3 separate regions of the Homo sapiens genome follow, and regions 2 and 3 are each linked to region 1. The links are chromatin loops, found by intact Hi-C in ENCODE. Cell type or tissue: heart left ventricle. All regions are shown on one strand. Region 1 overlaps MVB12B (multivesicular body subunit 12B). Region 2 has its middle 9.1 kb from the start of MVB12B. Region 3 has its middle 25 kb from the start of MVB12B.

Region 1 (2,500 bases):
TCCATCAGGGTTTTTTGGTTTTTGTGGGGTTTTTTTGTGTGTTGTTTTCCTATCCAGTATCTTTGATTTATTTTAAAATGAAATGTTGATTATTCATTCAAATTTTCCATTGAAGACCTAGGAAAGGATGAGTATGCTGTTTTATTCCTTGAGGCTTCAGGTCTCTACACTCTCCAGAGGAGGAATCTGATCACCTCCCCTCTGGTGGGGAGCAGTGGCTGGGGCTTGTGCTCCGAGTGCTGGGGGTCTACCAGGAGCCTATAGGGTAAGGCAGGCCCCTCAGTGGGGCCTGCAGGGCTGCACACCAGCTCCGGGATTTCCTGTCTTCCCTTTCCCAGCCAGAGCCCCAGACATTAACGTGCGCTGGCAGCCTCCTCCTCCCCTGGCTTCTGCGCCTTTGCTCCCGGTGCTCCCTGCACATGAGGTGTGTTTGACAGGTCTCAGCGCAGAGGACTTCTCTCCCGGGAAGCCCTCCCAGAGGCTCCTGGGCTGGGCCTGTGCTGGGTCTTCTTCTGTGAGCGCTTCCGGGGCATCTCGAGCCCGTGTGGTGGTGAGGGCATGTGGTGAGCCTCCGAGGAGCTCCCCAGCGCCTACCTGAATCCAGGCACGAATTCAGTTTCACCATAAATGCGTCCCTGGCAACCCCTCCAGACTACTCCCTGGTCCCTGAGCACTGCGCGGGTCTTTTCCTATGGCGAGAGTAATCCAGGCTTGTAGAAAATTGGCAGAATGTAGAAAGTATGAAAAAACAGGAATTCCATTTCCCACGAGCAGATGCTTATAACCTTTTGTTATATTTCCCTCAAGTCTTTTTCTTGTGTACTTTTTACATAGGTGATATCATATCGTGTAATAGCAAGTCTGCATCTTGCTACTCTTTTCTCAGGTAGCCTTAACCATAAACCTGAGAACCACGTCCAGTGCGGTCTTTGTGTGGCGTGGATCGGGCCTCTGGGAGCGCGGTGACGCAGCGCCCTCTACTGCCCAGCCGTGGCGGTGGCGGGGAATGCGGTTCTGAGCCGGAGCTAGTGGCAGGCTCTTTCGCCGCAGAGCCCTGGCCCAGGCCAGCCAGGAGGACCTAGGAAGCGGTGGGTCACAGATCTTGCTGCCTTCTTGAGTCTGTATTCCTCTCCAAAGCCAAAACCATGTGCTCCGCCTCCATTTCTTGTGTCATCGCTCAGATTTCAAAGAATTTCCTGCCATTTTTTGGAATGCCGTTCATTCCCAGCTTTACTTCAGACAAAGGTGGATCTTTGCACCGTCTGTAGGCCATCACCTGAGGACCTCGTGGTTCTAGCAGCACTGCCTTCTCTGTCCAAAAGCAGGAACTGCCTCTAGAAGCAGGAGCTTCCCGCAGAAGCTCCGTTATTGCAGAAAATGCTGTGGTGTCACCGGCTTTGGAGTTGTCCTTTTGGAGCAGGCAGGTCCCCAGGGAGAGGGATGCTCCTGGGCTGTATCCAGTGAGTTGGTGGCTAAGGTGGTAGAAGGTAGCTTGGCAGAGCTCCTCTCCCTCATACAGTGATGCTTCATCTCACATACAGACATCGCCACACACATCTCTTGACTGTCTTCTAGTGAAGAAGGGCAGCCACTTCTTCTGGGACCCAGAGCCTCTCCATATCTCTGGCCGCAGGCGCTCCATCCCCTGCCTGCCTATGTCATGCACGTCGATCAACAGGAGAGAGCTGGCCTGGGGACGGAGGCACAGTCCCATCTCTGTGGCCCTCTTTGGGGCTGGGCCCAGCTTTGTGAGTCAGCCTTGGGCATGTGATCAGATGGTGGGGTTTCTGATTCAGCTCTGTGATGCTGTCTGGGGCAGGGGGCCAAGAGAGGAAACACCTTCCTGGCCTCTATCAGAGCAGCCCCTCCACCGTCTGTCACATGCAGGGCGTCACCTGTTTCTGCTGGGAAGAAGAGGTTCCGCTGCTGCTGGGACAGAGGTTGGGAAGAGCCCCAGGAGGCAGGTGGGCTCACAACCGCTGGAGCACCAGAAGTCCCCAGTGTGATAAGGGAATGGCTCTGTGTCGACCCAGGAGGAGTCCCCTGGTGGGCTGCAGCCCTCTAGCTCAGCAAGCAGCAGAACCATGGCTTGATAAAGACATCAGAGGCATGCTTATCAAATTTGCAGATGATGCAGAGTCATTAGGGTGAGCTGACGTGCTGAATGATAGAATCAATACTCTGCATCTCCTCTACAGCCAGAACAACCTGCTGGAGCCATGGGAGGCGATGGGCGCAGGCGGAGAGGGCCCCCGAGGTTCAAAAATCCATCACACAGGAGCCAAACTGAGGCCTGGCTTAGCAGCTAAGTGTGTGAAATGGCGGGGGTCGGAGCGTGGGTGTGTGGAGTACAGCCTGGTGTGCACAGCGGGAGGCCCTGAGTGGAGTCCTGCTCCTGGGGCGTGTGCACTGCCTCACACCACCAGGCAGAGGTTACCCAAATCCAGTGTCAAGTTTGAGGAATCCAGTTTGGAGCTGAGTAGAGACAGGCCAGCCTGCT
Region 2 (2,500 bases), 81 kb before region 1:
TAATTGCCAAAACCTGGAAACAATCAAGAAGCCCTTCAGTCAGTGAATGAATAAACTGTGATACATCCAGTCAATGGAATATTGTTCAGCCCTAAAAAGAAATGAGCTATCAAGCCATGAAAAGACATGAAGGAAACTTAAATGCATATCACTAAGTGAAAGCAGGCAATCTGAAGAGGCTACATACGTATTGTTGCCAGCATTGAATCCATATCTGTACAGGTCTGCAGCAACCTCAATTCTTGCCTCTTCAGAAGAAAGAACTCAACTGAGGGGCATAAGGCAGAAGCAGAGACCGAGGCAAGTTTTAGAACAGGAGTGAAAGTTTATTAGAAAGCTTTAGAACAGGAATAAAAGGCAGTAAAGTACACTTGGAAAAGGACCAAGCAGGCGACTTCAGAGATCAAGTGTGCGGTTTGGCCTTTTGACTTGGGGTTTTATACGTGTGCGTATTTTCAGGGTCTTGCTTCTCTTATCCCCTGATTCTTCCGTTGGGTGGGCTGTCCACATGCACAGTGGCCTGCTAGCGCTTGGGAGGGGAGCATGCGCACTGTGTTTACTGGAGTTGTACTTATGCTCACTCGAGACATTCCTCCCTTACCAGTCTAGCATTCCTAGAGGAAGATCATTTACCAGTTAAACTCCACCATTTTGCCTCTTAATGCTTATGCTTGAGCCCACTCGCCCAACTCCTGAGATCTTATTTGGAAGCTGCTGATCACCAGTTTCAGGTGTTCTCTGACTGTTAGAAGACTACCTTTCCCTAGCAACGGATGTTACCAATTATTATTTTACAGAGACAGTCAACAACCACCTGACCATCACCTGATTGTCACCTGACATTCCTGCTGTATGTGTGTGGGTGGGTGGGGGGGAACACTCTCCTGCCCTGCTCATGCCTGACCAGCTACCCACTGTAACAGTATGATTCCAACTAGATGATATTCTGGAAAAGGCAAAAAGGTGAAGACAGTAAAAAGGTCAGTGGTTGCCAAGGGTCAGGAGGGAGAGAGGAATGAACAGGCAGAACACAGGATTTTTAGGGCAGTGAAACTATTCTGTGTGATACGCTAGTGGTGGACATAAATCATTATACATTTTTTCAAACCCATAGAATGTATACCACAAGAATGAGCCCTAACGTAAACTATGGACTTTGGGTGACGATGCTGTTTTAACATAGGTTCATCTGTTGTAACAAATGTACCACTCTGGTGGTGGATGTTGACAGTGGGGAGGCACAAGGGGGCAGTAGGGTGGCAAGGGTGGCAAACCTCTGTACTTTCTGCTCAACATTACTGCGAACCTCAAACTGCTCTAAAAAATAGAGTCTATTAACAAAAAATAGTTAAGACCAAAAAAAAAAAATGTCATGGCAGAGAAATAGTCTGAAAGACCATATGTTTTTTACTTTTTTTAAAAAAAGAAAGCTTCCTGGAATGGGTGTGAATGTGAGGAAGGCTTGGAAGATAAAGCCAGAGGGTTTGGATACTAATTGTGGGATGGGGTGAGCTTGGGATGGGGCGAGCTGGAGATGGCACAGCCATGCTCCTTGAGTTCCAGAACCAACTGAGGTGGGGTTAGGGGCTAGTAGAGGAGATAAGCAAACAGAATCATAACACAGCTTTGGGCCAATACATGGGTTGATTTTCCCAGGACCACCCATTTTCTTGGCAACCTGTTCTTTCTGCAGGAGCAGCTGTGTTCTTTAATGACCCTGTCCCTCTAAATGGCCTTGATCAGGCCAGAGTGGTCACCTGGTCATAGCTAGGCCCATTGGAATCTTTTCCCAGGATTTTTAAAGTGAATCTTAGACAGCCAATTTTTATTTAGTGGTAGAAGCAATAAGAGGATATAAAACTGTCAGCAGTCTGATTCTGCCATGTGGAAGAAGAAGGTCTGTAATGAGAGAATGAAGCTGAGATAAAGGAAGCTCTGGGTTTCTGGTGTCAGTTCTTCCTGAGTACACCTGCAGCCCTAACCTTCCTGAGGTTTGCCTGGCCCAGGGAAGTGGGCACATAGATGTGATGCGATCCTGCCCTCTGTCCCAGTTTATTGGGTCTGGGGTAGTTCTGACCTTTACTGGGCCTGTCAGATCATCTCTCTGAAAGTCTGGAATTGGAGCTTAGAGATGCCTTGTCACTGTCTGCAGGCCACTGGGACTGATGTGATATAGACTGTGGGCTGAGAACACCATCATGGCAGCAATTGTTAGACTGTGGACAGGGAGGAGAAGAAGAGAAAAGTCGTTGTTAGAAAGGGCAAAAAACAAAGGCAGACACAGGGAAAAGGGGAAACAGGAGGAAACATAGCCCTGGAAGAGGCCTGGAAATGTGCCTGCCGTACGAGACTGCTTCCGTGAGAGAATCCCAGTTTGTTCCATGAATTCTGTTTTATGCCTAACTGGGTTTGAGAGCATTTCTGTTACGGAAAACCAAATGATCACTGAACAACATCTGAATCTCCCTACAGCCTGTGAATATCTTGAGGGCACAACTGA
Region 3 (2,500 bases), 97 kb before region 1:
CCTGATTTCAGAATTTCTCCAGTGCTCTGACTGCCATGTGTCTCCCATTCTGGTCCCTTCGAATAGAAGTGTTTAACTGAGATTGCCCTGTTCCATTTCACCACAGCATATTGAGTCTGTGGGTGGGAGGTAGCCGGTCTTTTTGGTTCATAGATCTCTGAACCAAAATGAGCCAGTTATTTCCTCTCCCTAATGAGTTTCAACTTGATCACAAGATCACACAAGATCCTGGACTTTGGGCTTCAGCCTGAACTAGTGGCTGGATGGAACTTTGGATTGCTTGCCTGGAGGTGAACATGTTCTACATGTAGGAGGTAGAGGGAATTGAACATGTGGTGACCAGAAGAACAGGGCCAATCCAGATTTTTTTTGGCCACTAATGCCCTAGCCCATTGAAGTCAGTCTTCGCCACGTAACTCACTTTGACCAACAAAATGTGAGTAGAAGTGACATGTCACTCTAAGCAGAAACTGCTAGAGTCAATTTGTATTTGGCCACATTTTCACATTTTCTTTCCTACTAAAACAACAAACACAACCAGCAATGGTCCAGACAGAGAATGCTCCAGCGGCCTGGATTCTGGAAGAAAAAAAGTGAATTGCCAAACCCTAGCCAACTTGACCTGGACAGTAGCATGAGTGAGAAATAGACACTGTAAGATCCTGGGATTTTGTTACTGCAACATAGCTTGGCTTATCCTGACTGACCCAATCACTCAACACAGAGCCTGGCTCAAAATAGGTGTCATCACGACTTTTTTCCTATCTCTCGAAAGCCAGATAATCATATTAAAATTCCTGGAGACACACATAAAGTATGAGTTTGGTTTGGTAAATAATTAAATGGAACTAGAGTGAAGCCTACATGGAGGGGAGTAGTTAACAATAAAAGTGAGAAACTGAGGCTGGGTATGGTGGCTCATGCTTGTAATCCCAGCACTTTGGGAGGCTGAAGTGCGCTGACTGCTTGAGGCCAGAAGTTCGAGACCAGCTTAGGCAACAAAGTAACACTCTGTCTCTACAAAAAAAAAATATATATATATATATATATTATATATATATATATATATAAATTAGCTAGGAGAGGTGGCATGCACCTATAGTCCCAGGTACTGAGGAGGCTGAGGTGGGAGGATCACTTGAGTCCAGGAATTCAAGGCCACAGTGAGCTATGATCACACCATTGCACTCCAGCCTGGGCAACAGAGACAGGCCTCCTCTCTAGAAAATAAAAATAAAGCGAGAAACAGAGGCCAGATTATCAAGGACTTGCAATAGAAGCCATATGTTTGGCTGAACTTATTTTGTAAAGGGTACAAATAAAATCACCTTTACAATTCCAATGTTAATTTCCCTATCAGAAGAAAGAGTATCTTTCTTACCCTCTCACACCAAGTTAAATCTGAGATCCCCAACAGGAGTCAGTTGAGGTTACTGCTATCTCACAGAGAGGAGCAGAAAATCCAATCTGTCCACCAGAGGGAGGGCCTGTGTTCCTGGCTGCTGGCTTCTCTGCCTTTCAGTGTCACAGCTGAAAACAGACCCGCCCAAAACAAGCAGCATAAAAGAAACAATTGATAGACCTCCCCACGCTAAAATGTAACACTTCTAAATGACCTAAATGACCGCAGACACCATAAACAAGCTAAAAACAAGCTATAACCTGGGAGAAAATATTTGCAATTTATATAACAGATAAGGGATTAGCATCCAGAATATATAAAGAATTCTAGCAAATCAATAAGAAAAAGACAAATGGCCCAATAGAACACTCAGCAAATGATAAAAAACAGTCGATTTATAGAAAAGGAAATTCAAATGGCCAATAAACTTGAAGAATGTTCAATTTCACTAGTAATCAAGGAAATAAAACATTAAGTGACTTTGAACTATATTTCACTCATCAGATTGGAAAAAAGAAATTAAAGCATTAAAGCTTGATATGAAATGTTAGTGAGAGTGTGTGGAATTCGGGACTCTTGGATCCTGCTGGTCACAATGGAAATTCGTATCACCACTTTGAAGAACAAGAAATCCACTTGCCAGTATCTCCTCTGGAGATAATGTTTGCACATGTACACAAGGAGACCTCTGTGAGGGTTTTTACTGAAGTACTTTCCATAAGAATAAAAAACTGGAGACAGCCCAAATGTCTATCAACAGGGAATTTGCTCAATAAACCATAGCATGGCCCTACTATGAAGTATTATGCAACCATTTAAAAGAATGGGGTAAATCTATGACATCACCTGGAGAGATATTGTTGGGCAAATAAAGCAAGAGTCAAATACTTAGAGTAGTACCTTTTATGTAGAGACAAAGAGGACGAGAAAAACAGAAACACCCAAAGTAAGTTTTTAAAATTTTATATGAGTATGGATGCATAAAAAATACTTGAAACAATGATTCAAAAGGAAATACGAGTAGCAATCTCTGAGACTTCGGGAAAGGACTTTGTGTGGTGGTGGTGGTGGTGGTGGTGGTTATGGTTGAGAGAGTGG

Evidence for each region. A loop is a pair of places that touch in the nucleus more often than their neighbours do. Peaks named below come from ENCODE experiments on the same cell type or tissue, not always from the same donor. Only the 100,000 strongest peaks of a DNase experiment are listed, where the experiment ranks them.
Region 2: it touches region 1 in a loop (7-fold over the local background); 98 of 110 quality-filtered maps call a loop at or near these places.
Region 3: it touches region 1 in a loop (9-fold over the local background); 94 of 110 quality-filtered maps call a loop at or near these places.

What each region holds. Positions count from the first base shown.
Region 1 is chr9:126,397,689-126,400,188 of GRCh38, forward strand. All of the region lies in intron 6 of MVB12B (multivesicular body subunit 12B), which reads left to right. Among named protein-coding and RNA genes, the nearest start is that of NRON, 12 kb to the right of the region's middle. RefSeq lists a silencer at 881-940. In heart left ventricle, no CTCF peak of the experiment used is centred here; a DNase peak (open chromatin) is centred at 993.
Region 2 is chr9:126,316,489-126,318,988 of GRCh38, forward strand. No RefSeq gene overlaps it. Among named protein-coding and RNA genes, the nearest start is that of MVB12B, 9.1 kb to the right of the region's middle. In heart left ventricle, a CTCF peak has its summit at 1,242 (motif pointing right); no DNase peak of the experiment used is centred here.
Region 3 is chr9:126,300,717-126,303,216 of GRCh38, forward strand. No RefSeq gene overlaps it. Among named protein-coding and RNA genes, the nearest start is that of MVB12B, 25 kb to the right of the region's middle. In heart left ventricle, CTCF peaks have their summits at 1,479 (motif pointing right) and 1,678; a DNase peak (open chromatin) is centred at 1,498.